Regions from separate parts of the Homo sapiens genome. Here region 1 is linked to region 2. The links are chromatin loops, found by intact Hi-C in ENCODE. Cell type or tissue: endothelial cell of umbilical vein. All regions are shown on one strand. Links, peaks and the distances in the headings refer to the core of each region. The heading gives the core; the rest is flanking DNA. Region 1 overlaps SUGP2 (SURP and G-patch domain containing 2). Region 2 overlaps UPF1 (UPF1 RNA helicase and ATPase).

Evidence for each region. A loop is a pair of places that touch in the nucleus more often than their neighbours do. Peaks named below come from ENCODE experiments on the same cell type or tissue, not always from the same donor. Only the 100,000 strongest peaks of a DNase experiment are listed, where the experiment ranks them.
Region 1: a loop joins it to region 2, with 4 times the contacts of the local background. A loop is called at or near these places in 2 of 110 quality-filtered maps.

What each region holds. Positions count from the first base shown.
Region 1 is chr19:18,982,423-18,992,071 of GRCh38, forward strand. SUGP2 (SURP and G-patch domain containing 2) reads right to left here. Exons shown (of 11, transcript NM_001017392.5): 11 at 8,471-9,649. Among named protein-coding and RNA genes, the nearest start is that of HOMER3, 46 kb to the left of the region's middle. RefSeq lists an enhancer at 7,465-7,965. In endothelial cell of umbilical vein, for the core only: a CTCF peak has its summit at 4,524; DNase peaks (open chromatin) are centred at 3,039 and 4,489; H3K27ac peaks cover 453 bases.
Region 2 is chr19:18,843,278-18,852,926 of GRCh38, forward strand. UPF1 (UPF1 RNA helicase and ATPase) reads left to right here. Exons shown (of 24, transcript NM_002911.4): 2 at 2,703-2,842; 3 at 4,467-4,556; 4 at 6,798-6,965; 5 at 7,411-7,591; 6 at 8,858-9,019. Among named protein-coding and RNA genes, the nearest start is that of UPF1, 16 kb to the left of the region's middle. RefSeq lists enhancers at 4,163-4,222, 5,682-5,801 and a silencer at 6,349-6,573. In endothelial cell of umbilical vein, for the core only: a CTCF peak has its summit at 4,110 (motif pointing left); DNase peaks (open chromatin) are centred at 4,094, 5,694, 6,274 and 8,264; H3K27ac peaks cover 2,118 bases.

The sequences.
Region 1 (9,649 bases), core at 926-8,925, 140 kb after region 2:
CTCCAGCCTGGGCAACAAGAGCAAAACTCTGTCTCAAAAGAAAAGAAAGCAGCTGAGACCAATATAGCTAAGGAGTGAAGAGCTGGGTTCCGATTCTGATTCTGCCCACTTGCAGGGGCTCTTCCTAGTCCTTCTGTGAACAGCATCTTGTTGTGCTTGGGGTCTTTCCCCCTTCTTAGCCAATGAAGCCCTAGCTATCAGTGTATTGTAGCCCTCTGGCCACTGTGATTGGTTCAGAGACAGGCATATGCCCCGGGCTGGGGCAATAATAGACAATCTTGGTGTCTGTGCCACCCCTATCAGACAACAGAGCTCTTGTGATGTTGCTTAAATGGGTAAGGCTAGGCTCCGAGTTGCTGGCCACCATCTTGCCTGCCTGTAAACAAAGGACAGCAAAGCCAAGAAATAGAGAGAGAGGCTGGTGGTTTTGGTTGAGTGCCTTGATCCAGCTGATCCTGAAGGTGTCCTTTCCAATTCCATCCACCAATTAATTCCCTTTTTGGCTTTATGCAGCCCAAAGAGTTCCCATGTATTCAGCCCTTAGTGCTGCAGAGACAGCACTATAAACATGTCAGTTACTTCATTCATTAGGAGAGCAGAGAAATTGGAAAATTGAGGCTGCCCTCATTGCTGTCTATGAGGATAAACAGAAAGTCAAAGACCAGGCAGGCTGTAGTGGCTCCTGCCTGTAATCTTAGCACTTTAGGAGGCTGAAATAAGCGGATCACTCAAGCCCAACAGTTTGTGACCAGCCTGGGCAACATAGTGGACCCTGTCTCTACAAAAAGAAAAAAAAAAAAAAAATTAGCCAGGCATGGTGGTGCATGCCTGTAGTCCCAGCTACTTGGGAGGCTGAAATGGGAGGATCACCTGAGCTCAGGGAGGTTGAGGCTGCAGTGCCACCGCACTCCAGCCTGGGTGACAGAATGAGACTCTGTCTCAAAAAAAAAAAAACAAAAAAAAAAAACAGCTAAAGACCAGCCCTAAGAACTGAACTTTCTGGAAATGGCTTGGACGTCCCACCTGCCTGCCCCAGAGAGTTGTTAACCAACGTCTCTGGGCCTCAGTTTCCTCGTCTGTAAAGGGAGCTGTGGTTGCCTAAGGTGAAAGGAGCACAGGTGCCAAGCGTTCTTTGCCATGCCTGGCGCTATAAGATATCCAGTGCTATCTAGGGATGCCCCCCGGGTGCCCACCCTGGACTCCTGCTTACTTGGACTTGGATAAAAGAAGGTTTTCTGGCCAGGTGCAGTGGTTCATGCCTGTAATCCCAACACTTTGGGAGGCAGAGGCGGATGGATCATCTGAGGTCAGGAGTTCAAGACCAGCCTGAGCAACATGGTGAAACCCCATCTCTACTAAAAATACAAAAATTAGCCAGGTATGGTGGTGCCTGCCTGTAGTCCTAGCTACTTGGGAGGCTGAGGCAAAATAATTGCTTGAAACTGGGAGGTGGGGGTTACAGGGGGTTGCAGTGAGCCCAGATTGAGCTGCTGTACTCCACCAGCCTGGGCAACAGAGTGAGACTCTGTCTCAAAAAAAAAAAAAAAAAAAAAAAAAAAAAAAAAAGAAGAAGAAGAAGAAGAAGGTTTTCTGCGTTCTGAGGGACTTAGTTGCTCCCAGACATCTCTGCCTCTTGCAACAACCTGCCAAGAACGTGGAGAGCCAGAAAGGAGAGGGTGAACATCTCTGGACTGAAACAGGGAAACTGTCAAAGGCTCTAGAGTAGGCAGGTGGGACGTCCAAGCCAGAAAGGACAGGTTTGCTCTGGGTTCCTTGCAAGTGACCTCCATGGGGTTCGGGGCTGAGACGGAGCCTACAACGTTGTCTAAGGCCACATTTCAGACAACTGCCAGAGAATGGTTGTTTTACCAAATAGCTGGCCAGCACACGGGGTCTATGTCTCTGTGTCTTTTGGCTAGGTTATTCACACCCCACCCTCGTCAGCTGTCAGGGTTACCCTGGGGAATGTCAATTCCAGGCACTTCTGGTTCCAGTGGGCATTCAGGCAAAGGGTGCTCCAGCAGCCCAGGGTAGCCCTGATACCCTGCACAGGTGCCTGCCATTAAATGGGGCTGGAACCGAGGGGTATAGATGGAACAGTTCAGAATTGCTTTCATTCCTGCCCTGCCCTTCCAGACTGCTCTTTTAAAAGGTGTAAATCAGGCCAGGCATGGTGATACATGCCTGTAGTCCCAGCTACTCAGGAGGCTAAGGCTGGAGGATCATTTCAGCCCAGGAGGTCAAGGCTGCAGAGAGCTATGATCATGCCACTGTACTCCAGCCTGGGCTACAGAGTGAGATGCCGTCTTAAAAATAATAATGATAATGATGATAAATTTTTTGTTTGTTTTTGAGACAGAGTCTTACTCTGTCACTCAGGCTGGAGTGCAGTGACGCCATCCCGGCTCGCTGCAACCTCCACTTTCCGGGTTCAAGTGATCTTCTCGCCTCAGCCTCCCGAGTAGCTGGAACTATGTGTGTGTACCACCATGCCTGGCTAATTTTTGTATTTTTAGTACAAACGGAATTTTGCCGTCTTGCCCAGGCTGGTCTCAAACTCCTGACCTCAAGCGATCCGTCTGCCTTGGCCTCCCAAAGTGCTGGGATTACAAGCATGAGCCACCGCACCATGACAAAAGCCCCTCTCTACTAAAAAATACAAAAATTAGCTGGGCATGGTGGCGCGTGCCCATAGTCCCGGCTACTCAGGAGGCTGAGGTGGGAGGATTGCGTGAATCTTGGAGGTGGAGGTTGCAGTAAGCCGAGATGGCACCACTACACTCCAGCCTGGGCGACAGAGTAAGACCCTGTCTCAAAACGAAAACCAACAAATAAAAATGTGTGGTGAATGAATGAATGAATGAATGAGTGAACAGACAAGATGTAAAAAGCCGATCAGAGCCTCTGCCAAGGAGATGTCAGAGGGTTTTTCACAGCAGCCTTTGAACAATGGCCCTGGGAGGAAGCCAGGCTTATTTCCCCATTTGACACAGGAAGAAACTGTCTTGGTTCAAATCTGATCCTTTTTTCTCCTAAGACCACAGCTGCCTCCGAAACAAAGGCCGACAATTGCTGCCAGCAAGTGCTTTGCTGTTTTTACTTCCTCTAAACATTCTTCAGTGGATTTTCCTTTCAAACTGGTTGTAAGGAGGCACATGGCTGGGTGTTGGTGGGGGGTGGCACCCCTGCCCGGACCCCACACGCTTCCCTACCACGTGGCCGGTTTGGAGTAGACCCATCTTTGTGCTGAAACACAGCCCAACATTGCCATATACGGGGGGCTTGTCTACATTTTACAAGATTTTTACAAAAATGATGCTACACTTTGCAAATGGATTTATTTTTTTTGAGACAAGGTCATACTCTGTCACCCAGGCTGGAGTGCAGTGGTACAATCACAGCTCACTGCAGCCTTGACCTCCCGGGCTCAAGTGATCCTTCCTCCTCAGCCTCCCAAGTAGGTGGGACTACAGGCATGTGCCACCATGCCCGGCTAGGGTTTCTTTTTTTTTTAATAGAGATGGGGTCTTGTTACGTTGCCCAGGCTGGCCTTGAATTCCTGGCCTCAAGCAGTGCTCTTTCCTCTCCCTCCTAAAGTGCTGGGATTGCAGGTGTGAGCCACCACGCCCAGCTTGGAACATCTTTATTTTAAGATGAGCATGCTGGGGCCTCAGGGAGTGAAGTGAATTTTCCAAAGTCACTCGTTGTGACCAGGACACTGGAGTCAAGGCCCTTTCATCATGTCATGGGGTCTAGGTAAGGACTCAGGAAACTTCATTTATTTATTTATAGATAGAGTTTTGCTTTTGTAGCCCAGGCTGGAGTACAGTGGTGCGATCTCGGCTCACTGCAACCCCCGCCTCCTGGATTCACGCGATTCTCCTGCTTCGGCCTCCGGAATAGCTGGGATTACAGGCATGCACCACCACACCCAGCTAATTTTTGCATTTTTAGTAGAGACGAGGTTTCACCATGTTGGCCAGGCTGGTCTCGAACTCCTGACCTCAGGTGATCTGCCTGCCTCGGCCTCCCAAAGTGCTGGGATTACAGGCGTGAGCCACCACGCCTGGCCTTTGTTTTAAGGAGGAGGAGTCAGCCAATGGGATGCCTCAAGGACTGGGTCCACTGACACAGAACAATGGAAACAGATCAGCGATGTCTGAGTTCACAGCATGCGGGTGCTGCTCCTAAGAACCCTTCTGTAGATGCTACTGTTCTCCCCATTTGCAAATGAGGAAGCTGACACTCAGAGATGTGGATCACCCGCCCCAGGTTACACAGCACAGAGAGGACATGTTAGGACTGAGGATTCAAATTCTTAAGGTTTGCTTTCCTCCTGGCAAAAGCAAGTCATGAAGGCGTGGAAGCTGAAATCTCGAGGCTAACGCTCCCCTTTTCACACCTGGCCACAAGCTGCAAGAACTGGGAGTTGGTGCTCCCATGAGTCCAACCTGAGGATTCGCTGGAGAAAAATTCAGCCAAGAAAAGCTCAGCTCGTGAGGTCCCCCTCCTGGGCTGTGAAGGAAGCGGATAGTGCCAGTCATTACAGAGCCGCAATTCCTGAGTGTTAAAGTTCTCAGGGCCATGAGTATGGACTTCGTGGGAAATAGAAGCACCGTGTAGACCTATGCATGTGTGTATGTCTGTGTGCATACGTGTGCATGTCTCTGTGTATGTATGTGCATGTGTGCACGCATTCGCACATGGCGTTGCACAGGGTGTGTCCATGTGTACGCAAGTGTGTGTATATAGGGAGCTTCTAAATCAGATGAAACCAACTGGAAATCCGGATACTGATGTTTAGAATTCAAGCTCTGGAGTCAGACTGCCCCAGGCCTCAGTTTTTCCATTGGGAAATGGGCTGATCCTCCCCGGATGAGAGCACTGGAGTCCAGAGAGGCCAATGACGATCAGATTTATCTCAGTATATGGTCTGTGCTGTGGGCCTTGAGGCTGAAATTTTGTGAGCTCCTTTAATTCTCTTTTTTGTGTGTGTTGGGGGTTGGCGGCAGGGTCTTGCTCTGTCGTCCAGGCTGGGCTGCAGTGGTGCATTCATAGCTCACTGCAGCCTCCAGCTCCCTGGCTCAAGCAATCCTTCAACCTCAGCCTCCCGAGGAGCTGGGACTACAGGTGGGACTATCATGCCCTGCTAACAAAAACGTTTCTTTTTGTAGAGGTGGAGCCTCCCTATGTTGCCTAGGCTGCAGCCCCAGCATTCATTAATCATCCCCGGCTCCTACCTCTGCCCAGCCCTTAATCCCCCGAACATATGATGGGGATTAATCCCCCAAACCCTTGGGGGGGATTAATCCCCCAAACATATGGGGATGGGGGGACTTGTGACAACTTACCACTCTTTCCCTGGATAGCTCCTCTATGGAATGTGGTAGAGTTTGGGGGCCACCCAACCCTCAGGCTGGCCAGGGAGGGGTGGGCAAGGGGAGCTGAGAAGGGCTTGGGGATCCTCACGAGGGAAAACTGAGGCCCAAGCGGGTGGGATGTGAAAGGATCAGTCGGTAACAAGACCAGTCCCTCTGAACCCTCTAAGAGAGGTCCTGGGTAACCGTATGTATTTAACCCTGCAAGCTGTTGGCTACATTTCACTGGAGAAAATGCAGGCGTGGAGGGTCCCACCGCTTGACCACCTCGGGGAGGACTGACTGTGAGCAGAGGGTCAGTAATAGCGTCCCTGTTGCTGGCACATCTCTGGCCCTCAAAACACCACCCTCCACCATGGGTGGGCATTGGGGTAGTATGTGGACACAGGGGAGATAGAGGCCTGGCTGGGCCCCTCAGGGAACACGGTGACCCCAAACCACCACAGGCTCCTGCACTGTTGAGGTGGGGCTGGTGACAGGGTGGGGGTGACAGGGACAGAGTTGAGGGACCTGGAGGAGGTAGAGAGAGTCAGCAGTCAGGTCCATATCCCAAGAGGTCAGGGTTTGGGGGGTGAAGCTGGCATTGGAGCCCAGCCTAAGGGCCAGTGCCTGCCAGAGACACCTGCAGGAACCACAGCCCCCACTGTCCCGGAGAGGCAGGGAAACTAGGGAATTGGGACATCAGCAGGGTCACCCCAAAGTTAGATGGCACATGAACTGTGTGGAGGGAGGCAGCAAGGTGAGGAGACCCTCAGGAGGACCCTTTGTTCTCATATGCTATTTCCTGGACTTTGTCCACAAAGAAGCCCATTCTAGGATGTAGGGCCCAAACCCAAATGGCTAGGCGTGGAGAACCTGTTAGCTAAATGACAAGCCATCATACATACATGTGTATATGTAAGTTTATTTCAGGTTTGTATTTTTAGATATAGGGTTGCCCAGGCTGGAGTACTGTGATGCAATCTCAATTCACCACAGCCTCCAATCCTGGGCTCAAGTGATCCTCCCACCTCAGCCTCTCCAGTAGCTGGGATTACAAGCACAGGCTGCCACACATGGCTTCAGAATTTTTTTTTTTTTTTTTTGAGACCAAGGGTCGCTCTTGTTGCCCAGGCTGGAGTGCAGTGGCGCGATCTCGGCTAAACGCAACCTCTGCCTCCAGGGTTCAAGCGATTCTCCTGCCTCAGCCTCCCGAGTAGCTGGGATGACAGGCATGCGCCACCATGCCTGGCTAACTTTTGTATTTTTAGTATAGATGAGGTTTCTCCATGTTGGTCAGGCTGGTCTTGAACTCCCAACCTCAGGTGATCTGCCCACCTCCACCTCCCAAAGTGCTGGGATTACAGGCGTGAGCCACCGCGCCCAGCCTCAGAAATTTTTTAAGTGAAAAAAAGCAGGGAGCAGAATAGAACTTGAAGTATAATTTGCATTTTAAAGGTTCCATCTAAAACACGATTGTGCCTACGATTGTTTACATGTGGAATATCCTCTGAAGCCAACCCAATACCTGCTCTTTTCCCACGGGCCATGGAGACTGCTGAGACAGCCTGTGGGGAGAGGAAGGCAGTCTCCGAGTGGCACCCTTGGAGTGTCCTGTCATTTGTTTTGACTTATGGGAGGAGAAAGCCTCTGTGCTCCATTCCGCATACATCTGGGTTTGGTTTTTCATCTTTTACAAGGAAAACGTCCTCGCGTGCTGCTTGAACATGCATGCGCGCACATCTGTACGTGGGCATGCATGCACAGCAAAGGCCTGGACTGAAGCCACACCTTGCTTTTGCTACTGGGGCTTCTTGGCAGCGCCTTCTGCCTGTCTTGCCCCAAGGAAGCTCCAGGGAGGAGAAAGGCCATGACAGGGATCTTGTGGTTCCACTTAGTCCTAAATTATTAGGTTGGTGGAAAAGTAATTGAAGGTTTTGCCATTACTTTTGCACCAACCTAGTACAAGGCAGCAGGGGAGATTTTACCTTCCAAATGAGATCCTTCCCAGTCTGTAGAGGGGAAACTGAGGCCTGAGATCAAGTGACCTGCCTGGGTCAACGCCAGGACAGGCATCCTGGGCTGGACACCACTCCTCCTGTCCTCCTAAGACACCCTGACCGGCCTTAGGGTGATATTAAGAGGAACTAGGGGAAGAAGGGTTCCACTACTGAAGAGAAATTCCTGGTGGTTCCTCACCCCCTGCAGGTGAGCCCCACATTTTCCCTGCAGGCTCCGGCCTTTCTCAGGGAGTGCCACTGAAGCTAGCGGTTAGACATCGCTAAGATGAAGGCAGGGTGAGGGTCTTGGCTGGCAATAGCTTCCCCCGGGACACGGTAGAAGTGAGGCTGGGGGTCCTGCCTCAGCTTCCTAAGGGCTCTGTCTCAAGGCTCCCGCTAAGCTGCCCACAGGGACCTTTCTACATGAGCATCACCTGCCCTGGGCACAGTGCCTTCCCCCTCCCTGCAGTCTGGCTCCTCCCCTCCTCACCCTGGTCAGGCAGAGGCCCCTGCAGGCCCCCTGGGTGCTGCCTTGGTCTCTGCTGTGCCCTCTGCACGCCCCTCCTCACCTGGAGGGCCAAGGGGCTGTTGACAGAGGAACCATGGGCAGGCTGGCAGCACCCAGGGACAGCAGGGAGTGTGAAGATGACAGAGAGGCAGCTCTGCAGTCAGAGGGTGGCCCAGGCAGGCTCTGGTTTTACTCTGGCAGCTGGAACCCCAGCCCTGGGATGATGGGGCAAAGCCCTGTGGGGACAGGTGAGTCGTAGGCAGCAGGGGCACAGCTCCCACTGCCCTGACACCCCTCAAAGGCAGCTTCTGTACTTGGCGGTACCGATTACCCTCCCCAGCCTCCCCAGAAGGGAATTGCCCTCCCTCTGGTGGGTGCTTGGTCCCTTCCTGCTCTCTGGCATCTTCCAAGCTTTCCTGGTGACAGTGACACAAGGTCCCTCAGGTGGGGCAAGCCAGTGAGGAGGGGCCCGAGGGAGGAGCACCACGCCGGCGGAGGGCACGTCCTGGGAGGCAGCCATCATCTGGTTCTACACTGCACTCCCATCTGCGTGCGCTGGTGTCTGATCTGATTTTAAAAACACAGCCATGGAGACCCCAGCACACTGCATTTCCTCTACATTTATTGCAACGGCTAAATGATTAACAACATTCACAACTTCTTAGATCTTAAAAAACAGAAACAAAAGAAAACTTCCATTTTGTAACATCACAAATGTCTTCTAGGCTTTATCAAGGACCAAAAACACTACAATTCTCTAAGTGATTTCCAGTGATGGAAACAAGCCAGAGACAGTAAAGCACCCAGAGTGGCGAGAGAGCACTTCCAGATGCCTGTTGTCCTCTCGGGGGTGACCCTGGAACTAGAACGACAGAAAAGACACTGTGACTTTGACACGGCTGTGCCACCACACATCACGCGCGACACGAGGATCCTGCAGAGCGGCCTCTGCAGAGAGCAAGGACAGCCTCGGTTAAGAGGGAGGGGCTGGGGGCACGGAGGGCCAGTGGCATCTCCTCTATCCCGGCTGGCCGGCAGCTGGCAGCACGCACCATGCTCTGCTGGCTCCCGACACCTTCACTGCCCCAGCGCTGAATCCACAGGAGAGGTGTCCTCTGAGAGTGTAGGGGGCTTTCTAGGTTCAAGGAGATGTGCCCTTTGACCCCTGCCAAGGACTCACAGAACCATCTCAGCTCAAACTTGGAGGAGCGGCAGGAGGTGGGGGGCGGTCAGTGGCCACACGCCACAGATTCCTAAAGCATTTAACTTTTTAATAAAATGAAGTGGAGAAAGTCAAGAATGAACATGCTAGGACAAAGCACATGGAATGGTCAGGGCGATGCTGGAGAGAGTGCGCTTGATCCACGCTGCAGGTGTGTGCGCCTCGCTCGGGTCAATGGGCTGAGCCCCGCTTGGAGCTCCATCCATTCACCTGACCCATGGCCAACATGGAAGCTGTCGGAGGGGTCAGGAAAGGAGAAGGAGAAAGGAGAAGATGAACCCCCCGCACCTGTGACTCCCCAAAACCAGCTCCACTCCAGGCCCCCACAGGCTGGTTCGTTCGAGGGTTGGGTTATAAACCCAAACTCCATCCTCCATGCTGGCACCTCTACTGCCATAAAGATCTGCCAGTTGCCAAAGCTACAGAAGCCACTGGAAGCAAGCAGAGCCCCTGGGGGTGGTGGCACTGCAAGGTGACAGGGACCAGGCAGACAAGGAGCTGGGACCACAGCCTAGGAAGTCTGTGGCTTAAAGAAAGCCAGGATTTCCTTTTTTTTTTTTGA
Region 2 (9,649 bases), core at 547-8,546:
TGCCCCACGGGGGCCTTGAGGTGGGGTCAGAGGATGCCTGCCTGAGAGGCACCCTGTGGACCTCACCCTGAGGCTGAGGGAACAGCAGGTGCAAGGCCTGGGTGCTGGCAAATGCAGACAGTGGTGCAAATGTTGGAGTAGATGTCTGCGGCCTGAGAGTTTATGATGGCACATTTGGGGGGATTTTTGAGTTTTTGAATTTCTGTGGTTTTCGTCTGTGGGAATGAAGTGACTTTCTTTGTTTTTTTTTTTTTTTTTTGAGACAGAGTCTTGCTCTGTGACTCAGGCTGGAGTGCAGTGGTGTGATCTCGGCTCACTGCAACCTCCGCCTCCTGGGTTCAAGCGATTCTCCTGCACGGGGATTACAGGTGCGCATCACCATGCCCAGCTAATCTTTTGTATTTTTAGTAGAGATGGGGTTTTGCCATGTTGGCCAGGCTTGTGTGTGTGTGTGTGTGTGTGTGTGTGTGTGTGTTGTTGTTAAGAGAGACAGGGTCTTGGTCTGTTGCTCAGGCTAAAGTTCAGTGGTACCATCATAGCTCACAGCGGCCTTGACCTGCTGGGGTCAAGCAATCCTCCGGCCTCAACCTCCTGATTAGCTGGGACTACAAGTGTGCGCCACCACACCTGGCTCGTTTGTGTATTTTTTTGTGGAGACAGGATCTTGGCTGTGTTGCCCAGGCTGGTCTTGAGAACTCCCGGGCTCAAGCGATCCTCCCAAAGTGTTGGGATGACAGGTGTGAGCCACCATTCCTAGCCTTGAAGTGACCTACTGTTGTGCTGCCCTGATGCACGGTCTGAGTTCTGGAGCATGTCTCTGGGCAGAAAGCCCCTGTACAGCTCTTAGATGGACTTCCAGGATGTGGTTTTAGTCGTAGCTAGGTTCACATCCAGAACTAAAGGAGTTAGAGACTCCAGCTCTGGGGCCTCGTGTATGACTAGGAAGTGGGAATTCTAGGATACGTCTTTAAATACTGTGTCCAGAGCAGAGGTGATGGGAGGAGCTGCTTTTTTTGGGGGCCGGGGGGGGGTTTGGGTTTTTCTTTTTTCTTTTTTTTTTTGAGATGGAGTTTTGCTCTTGTTGCCCAAGGTGGAGCGTGCAGTGGCACGGTCTCAGCTCACTGCAACCTGCGCCTCCTGGGTTCAAGCAATTCTCCTGTCTCAGCCTCCCAAGTAGCTGAGATTACAGGCACGTGCCACCACGTCCAGCTAATTTTTTTTTTTTTTGCCTTTTTAGTAAAAACGAGGTTTCACCATGTTGGCCAGGCTGGTCTCGAACTCCTGACCTCAGGTGATCCGCCCTGCCGAGGAGCTGCTTCTTGGTGAATGCCTGGGATGGGTACAGGGAGGCCTTGCCCCTCCAGAGCCTCCCTGGTGAGGGGATAAGTTGACAGCCTCAAAGGACTTTATTGGAGTGGCAGCTCTGTGCCAGCTGAAGATGATGACCCTCTTGTCCTTCACCCATCATGTCCCCTGGCGTGGGCTGTGGAACTTCTCTGTGCCAGGCACTGTCCCCTACTGCTGTTTTACCTCATTTCATGATAGTTCCTAGGGTCAAATATATTTTTGAAATTAATGTTTTATCTTGAAACTTTTCAGAGAGTGAAGGGAGAAGTTAACCCAGAAGTCAGCTTGTGTTGTGACCAGATCACTGCAGGGCAGCATTGGGCCCAGTGTGCATCTGTGCGTGCAGGTAGCACGTGCCCATGCACCCCAGCCAGGCGGGCTGGAGGGGCCTCTGTGGGGTGCTGCTCCCCATGAGCACCTGTCCCTAGGCTCGCACAGGTGCTGCATCACACAGCAAGGGCATTAGGCCGAGGGGCTGTCTGGGGTGCTGGGACTGGCAGTGGGAGATTTGGTGCCGTCCCTAGGGGAGCTCCCATCACTCCTCCCTGGCCCTTAATTTTGTGCCACCTTGTGTTCTGCCATGACACAGTGCTCCCGCTGCCTGACCCCGTGGTGGGGTTAGGTGGCCTATGGGGGCCATGCCAGGGACTGTTGGCCATGTCATTTGAGGTGCTGGTACTTGGGAGTGGCATGAGGAGCCCCAGTGGCTGTGTGGTCTCCTTGCAAGTGTCCTGTGCAGTTGTGGCCTGATGACTTAGAGCCATGCGCTGTCTGCCTTTGCTGAACATAGAAGAGGCGCCTTCAGTGAGGGTGTGGCCTCGGTTGCCAAGGGTATCTCAGTGTTCAGTTTCTACTTCATCCTCAGGAGAGGGCTGCCTTGAAGGGATGGGGAGGGTGAGGTGGCAGTGGATGTGGCCAGTGACATTTCCACATCTGCATGGGTGGCAGCTTCGTAGTGTTTGATGAGCCTTACACTGTGGTGGGTCTGGCATCATGAAGCTGTCCTCAGGGCACACTGCTGTCAGTCTGTAAAAGTCACCCTGCTCCTTGTGGTCCTCAGTCATGGGAAAGAAGCATCTTCCTAAGCATCCTGGTTGTGGGCATGGACATGGCTCTGTGGCTAGGCGGGGGTTAGACCAGCTGTGTGGGGGACCGGGGGGTGTAGAAGGCCACCAGTGGCCCTTTTTTGGCCAGGTAGGTTTGCTAGAGAAGAGTGAAATCCAGTCAGAACAAGGGAAACTGTCTCAAAGCAGAGATGAGGCCAGGGTGTCACACCAGAGTCATCGAGGCTGGTTCTTCTGCACTGAGTCCTGGAAGCTGCAGCCTCACTCAGGTGACACTGCGTTCTGCTGCAGGTTGGGCCCGAAGGCATCCTGCAGAACGGGGCTGTGGACGACAGTGTAGCCAAGACCAGCCAGTTGTTGGCTGAGTTGAACTTCGAGGAAGATGAAGAAGACACCTATTACACGAAGGACCTCCCCATACACGCCTGCAGGTGAGCTGAGCTCAGCTGGGCCTGGGCATGTGCTGGACAGGTGGGTGCCTCTGGCATGGGCCTGGGACACTCACCTCCCAGGTACAGGGTGGCGCCCTTGTGCTGTGACTCTGGGTGGCGGTGTCCTCGGGAGTAAGGAAATTGCTCAGGCCATGTGCACAGCCAAGGCCTGTTACCGGTCAGGAGGTGGGCTCAGCAACCTCCGACACCCTGAATTCACCAGCTGGTGGGAAAAGTTTTCCTTCCTTTGGCCTCCTCAGACCCTGGGGGCATTGCCTGGTACCTGCGCACTCACTCATAGAAAGAATTTGTCATGGCATTGGGTGAGCATCTGGGGTGGGAGGGTGAGTGGAGCAGCTGAGATACCCTCACAAAGCAGTTGCTGCAGGGTTCTGGGGCATCCCTGCCTCCCGCTGCCTTGGCCGTGCCTGGAGAATTGGATGTGAAGACAGTAGTTAGTGGATAGACCTGCATGTTGACAAATTTAGAATTCTCATCTCGAGTGGGATCGTCCCTTGTTGAGGCTTATTTCTGTATTTTTGTGACACACAAGTGAGGAAATGTAGATTAGAAGAGGGGAGAAGGTTTTGGCCAGGCACGGTGGCTCACTCCTGTAATCCCAGCACTTTGGGAGGCCGAGGTGGGCAGATCACGAGGTCAGGAGATCGAGACCATCCTGGCTAACACGGTGAAACCCTGTCTCCACTAAAAATACAAAAAATTAGCCAAGCATGGTGGCGGGCGCCTGTAGTCCCAGCTAGCTACTTGGGAGGCTGAGGCAGGAGAATGACATGAACCCGGGAGGCGGAGGTTGTAGTGAGCCGAGATCGCACCACTGCACTCCAGCCTGAGCGACAGTCACGGCAGGTTTGGGCCTGAGCCCTGCCTCTGTCTGTGGGCACCCACTTGGGGCCCTCCCTGCAGCTCCTTGCCCGCGTGCTGCCCAGCGCTCCGGGACTGAGGCTGCTCTTCGCTAGGCTTGGTGGGCAGGCACTCTTTCCTGCATCTCAGCTCTTCACTCATTCTCATTTACAGATGTTTTCGTGTATGTAATTGTGTTCTCTTAACACACAGAGATGGCCATAAGTCCTGGTGCAGCTCTGGGGAGCTAGTATTTTTGGGTTTGGTATGTGGATTTTCAGAAAACCACAGCCAGTGGTGGGGTGAGGCTCTCCCGAGGCTCCTCGCTTGGGCTTCGGGGCCTGAGCTTCAGGGCGCTGCTGCTGCAGGGTCTGTGCCCAGCTCCCTGGGAGCACAGTGCCCTCTGCTGGAGCCCAGAGTTCACCATGACCACTGGGTCTGAGGCTGGATTCCTGAATTTCAGGCCAAAGAACGGGGACTAGAATGGCCCTGGAGGAGTGAGGCCTCCTTCCAGCAGGACTCTCCTTGGAGGTGGCTTTGCTCCTTATCCCCTCGGAGCTTCTGCCACATACCCCTTCCCTGCATTCTTGGATTTGAGAAGCCCTGGTTAACTGGTTTGATTTGGTTACTGGGATTGTTGGGGTTGAGTATGTGTTTAATGAAGAACTTAAAAATGTTGTCAGAGGAAAGAATTTCACATCTTGCCAAATGAAAACCAGAGAGCAAGCTTCCAGCTGTAACTGTCGCTGTTTTGATTTTTTAGTTACTGTGGAATACACGATCCTGCCTGCGTGGTTTACTGTAATACCAGCAAGAAGTGGTTCTGCAACGGACGTGGAAATACTTCTGGCAGGTAGATAATCAGACCATGCATGTGTGTTTAATCAGTGCTGTGCTCAGATTTGTGTGTAAATTATGGAAATGTTGAAGCAAAGCGTAATATAAAATCACGCTAACAAACCTGGGTTTTTTCCTCCTCTGTGACTGGTTTAACTTGAAACAGATGGTGGTGTGTGAATGCCTTAATGTATTTACCCTTGATTTATTCTCTGTGGCTCTTTTTATTATGCAAGTAGGGTTGGCTTAATTCTCCTTCCCAGTTTTTATTTCGATTTTTCTGCAAGATGAGCTCTTGGCACACCCGCTGATCTTCATTAACGGGAGGATGTTCCCAAGGCAGTAACGGGCATCCAGGGGCGCTGGTTCCTGAGCAAGCTTGCTCTGGCCTGAGCTCATCGGAGCTGTCCGGAGGCTAATTCAGGCCAGATCCTGAATCATCGGCTTCAATTAAGTTCACTTGACCGTCGGCGCTGGGCTTGCCTTCCTGATGTTGATCAGCTGCAGCTGGACTGTGTCGCTTGTTCTGTGTTTGGGACAGGACAGTGTTCTCCCAGTGCCCAAATTCCAAGGGGGGAGTTCGATGGTCTTGCCCGAGTGGTGGGACTCTCGTCCTGGTGGGTCCCGTGCTAGCGGCTCCCCTTCCCCTCCAGGTTGCTGTGTACAGGTCACTCCACTGCTGGAGAGGATGGAGCAGAGCCTGGGAGGCAGAGCTCCGAGGTGCTAGCAAGGAAGTGTGGGGTCTTTTTCTGAGGTTCACGTTCTGGAGAAAGAAAATGACCAAAGCCCGGAGGCAGGCTTACTTGTGCTGACACAAGCCCCTCCTGTGCCTTTGACAGCTGTGGGTCTCGGAGGGTTACAGATGGAGCAGTCAGATCTCGTGGCATCTCTGAGTTAGTAACTTGAAATATGGTGTTATGAGCAAGGCCAGAAAGGGGCTGCTGTTTTTAAAAGATTTTAAAGAAGGGTATCTTCTGGATAACCAAAAGACATTCTTGTCCCATTTTCAGAATCTTCTGGGTAATTTAAGTGTTGCTATGTTTGCATTTAGTTCCTCTTGTTCAGGAAAAGCAACTAAATAAAACTTCTCTTAGCTGGCAACCCCAGCTTCCGGTCAGCATAGCCAAGAACAGGGAAGTGAGCAAAAGGGCCTCTGAGAAACAACAGGCTTGAGCCAAGCACCACTGAGCATTCTGTGCGAGGCCCAGGGGAAGGTGAGGAAGCAGCCGCTGGCCCTTAGGGATCTTGGCTGTGACAGGGTGAGGATGCATGAGAAGACACGGAGACAGCTGATTCTGCCCACGTGGCCGGCAGGGCTCCAGAGTGGAGTCGGGCTTTGGAGATGCTCAGAGTGGCCATGGCTGGTTAGAGAATCCTGGGCCTCGTGGCAGGGAGAAGGGTTAGAAGATTAGCTGAGCTGAAGCTTTTGGCAAGAATGGTTTTCCAGAGGGGAAGAGAGAGGGCGCGGTGAGGAAGGCTGGGAGGCCCTGCAGGCGTGTTCAGAGCTGCTGGAGACACCGGAAGAGCCCAAAGGCAGAGCAGCTGGGCATCCTTGTTAGATACGGCAGATAGGTGCTGGAGGGTGGCTGGCTTGGCACAGGGCAGGGTTCAGCCCAGACCGCGGTTTAGGTGAGCAGTGTCCTGGCCACGTCGCAGCAAGGAAGGAGCCGAGCCAGCCAGGGCTTCACACACAGCCCTGGGCTTCTGTAGAACCGCCCCCGCCTCTGCTCAACCTTTTTGCTGCTTTTTGCGGGGGTTTCCAGTCGCCTGCTTATCAGATTTCCCGGCCTGCAGCAAAGCAGGAGGGACTGTTGCTCCTGGAAGTAGGCACAGGGCCTCTGAGGAGTGATTTCAGAAGAAGCCACAGAAGATGGTGGCGGGGGTTGACCTTGGAAAGAAGGGGCTGGGGCCTTGTGGGAAATGTCTCTGACCCCACAGCAGCCCTGGGCCAACAATGGGTTAAATTAGGCCTGATAAGTTGGATTTAAGAAAGCAGGATTTTTAAAAAAGGCAGGAACTATGTGAACCGTGTTAAGGAAGTTTTCCTTAAAGTGGTTCAAGTTGGGATTGATTTTTGTGCTCAGTGGGGAGCTAGTTTGGGGGAGGGCTGGCCCCCAGAGATGCCAGATGGATGAGGTGTGACTGCCTCTGCTAATGGACCGTGAACGGTACCGGAACTTTTAACAGGGGCCCGAAAATTGGAAGTGGTGAAAAGCCAAATTTTGGGTGTTAACCGTTTATCATTTCCTGGTTTCAGCCACATTGTAAATCACCTTGTGAGGGCAAAATGCAAAGAGGTGACCCTGCACAAGGACGGGCCCCTGGGGGAGACAGTCCTGGAGTGCTACAACTGCGGCTGTCGCAACGTCTTCCTCCTCGGCTTCATCCCGGCCAAAGCTGACTCAGTGGTGGTGCTGCTGTGCAGGTGAGTGGTCCCCAGATGTCTCCTGGGGGTGACCTTTAAGCTCCAGCCGTCTCCTCACAAGCCTTGGCCCAGCCCAGCCCAGCCGTGGCTCTAACTCCAGGGAGTTGTCCTCCAAAGATGGTTTTTGCTGAAGGGTGAGGCATGAGAGCGTTTAGGCGCTGAGGCTTGTTAAGGAGTCGGCAGTGCCGTGTAACTCTTTTGGGGCGTTCTGGCTAAGTCATAAAAACAATTCTGTAAAAACAAAGTCTGTTCTGAGTTTTAAGAGTTCAGAGCTCAAGTGCACAGGGAGATGCGATTTATTACTAACAGTTTGAAGGTAATGTGATCACATAATAAAATGCAGGGCATGCCCCTTTGGGTGAAAGGTCAGCATGGGAGGGGGCCCTCCCTGCTCCGGGGCTTCAGGGACGGGAGCTGGTCCTCACGGCCCCCTCCCGCTCTGCAGGCAGCCCTGTGCCAGCCAGAGCAGCCTCAAGGACATCAACTGGGACAGCTCGCAGTGGCAGCCGCTGATCCAGGACCGCTGCTTCCTGTCCTGGCTGGTCAAGATCCCCTCCGAGCAGGAGCAGCTGCGGGCACGCCAGATCACGGCACAGCAGATCAACAAGCTGGAGGAGCTGTGGAAGGTGGGGCTGCCCAGCGGGCCGACCCGTGCCTTCGTGTGGTTTCTGGTTGCGGGGAGGGGAGTGTCTTCAGAGACGGCTTGACCCAGTGAGACCGCTGGAGATTCTCTGAAAGGAATTCAGGCAGACCTCTGCCACCTCTACGTGGAATGACCTCAGGGCACCTTGGTCACCTTCCATCCAGGCAGCCTTACCTGACCGAGAAGATCCTGGCCTTGGGGAAAGGAAAGCTCTGGCTGCTGGAATTTTTCTTGTCTTGCCGGGGTGAGGATGGGTGGTGGGAGGGGAAGAATGGGGCTGGCTGTGGGCAGACTTGTCCTGCAGAGCCTGAACCTGCCCAGACAGGTGGGCTGCGAGAATGTCCTGGGGAAATAGGTTGGTGTCGAGGTCGGCACAGTCAGCTGAGACAGAGGGGAGAGGAGAGGGTGCCGGGTCAAGTAGTGGGTGCCTGGCCCTCCTTCCACAGACAGCCCTCACTTTTCCCCACGGAAGCCTTTCTGTGCTTCCAGCTGTTTAGGATTTTGTGATAAAGTAGTTCTAATAACTAGGCTAGAAGTTTTCATTTGCCTCCCATTCAGTCAGAAATCTCACATAGGAAATGAAGTGCAAGTTAAAATATTTTTTTAAGCATTGTTCAGCCGGGTACCTTTCCACTTGGATTTTCCGGTTGCCAGATGATTTCATGATTCCCGTTTATATCTGAACAGCCCAGAAAATGTCCTGTCCCCACCAGCATGGCACTCACTGAGGGAGCTGGCCCCCAGGGGAAGAGCTGCGGGCCCATGTTGGTCTGGCTCAGGGTTAGCAGACGTGGGAGACAGGCCTCCCGGGCTGTGGACACAGCGAGAGAAACCGGTGGTCTTTGTGGCAGCCTGCGAGGCGGGTTAGCTGCTCTCGTTCACAAGCTGGGCATACTTGGAGGAAGCAGCTGGCTCTGAAGGTGCCCTCTGCTGTGGACAGTGTGTCAGGCTGGTGCCTGGGGCTTTGTAGGCAGGTTCACCCAAGTACCGGAACCCCGCTGGGGTGCGGAGCAGCAGCTGAGGCCCAGGCATGGGCCAGGCCGGTGTGCAGCTCCCTGTGTGGCATGGAGTTCCCGTTCCCAGGGTTCTCCTTGCAGGTGGGGCTGCGCCAGAACCCCTCCATGCCACCCACCGTGGCCCATTCTGAGAAGCGGCATGTGTGCTCCATCCCTCTGGTGCCTCTGCGCCCTCGTTCATTTGCATGTAGGGAAAAACAGGACGAGTGTGGCGCGGTGTTGTTGTCTTCTAGGAAAACCCTTCTGCCACGCTGGAGGACCTGGAGAAGCCGGGGGTGGACGAGGAGCCGCAGCATGTCCTCCTGCGGTACGAGGACGCCTACCAGTACCAGAACATATTCGGGCCCCTGGTCAAGCTGGAGGCCGACTACGACAAGAAGCTGAAGGAGTCCCAGGTGATGTGTGCGAGAGGGCTTGGCCTGGGGTGGGCTCTGGCTCTCACAGCTCTCTCCTCAGGCTTCCAGAGGGAGGTTTTCTCTCCAGGCTGTGGGAGCTGATGTGGGCTGCAGCCGCGACACCTGAGAGTTGGAACTTGCGGATCCGGGCCTGGCAGCCCGGTGGTCTGAGCCCCCGCCCTCAGATCTGACATCAGCCTCAGTGTTTTCTGTTTAAATCCAACACATCTTTCCCAGTGGGGTCCACAGCTTTGCCCACAGTTGCGAGAGTTAGACTCGGGCGTGATCCCTGTGAAGACCACATTTAGGCAACGGGAGCCCTGGAGCGCTGACCTCCCCTCCCTCCCTCCCCTCCTCTTTCTGTCCCTCCCTCCCCTCCTCTTTCTGTCCCTCCCTCCCCTCCTCTCTCTCTTCCTCCCTCCCACAGCAGCTGCTCCCTGGCCACGGAGGCCTCTGGTGTGCGGTGAAGCCTCCAGACGGGATTGGCCTGTGTGTGTTCCGGGGACTCCTAATGGCTTCTCTTTCAGATGTGCCCTTGGTGGCATTTGGGGCTGCAGGTGCCACTCACGGCGCCTGCTCTCACGGCAGAGGCTTGCTGTAGGGCCCGCCTCATGGGGCCTCGGGCATGTG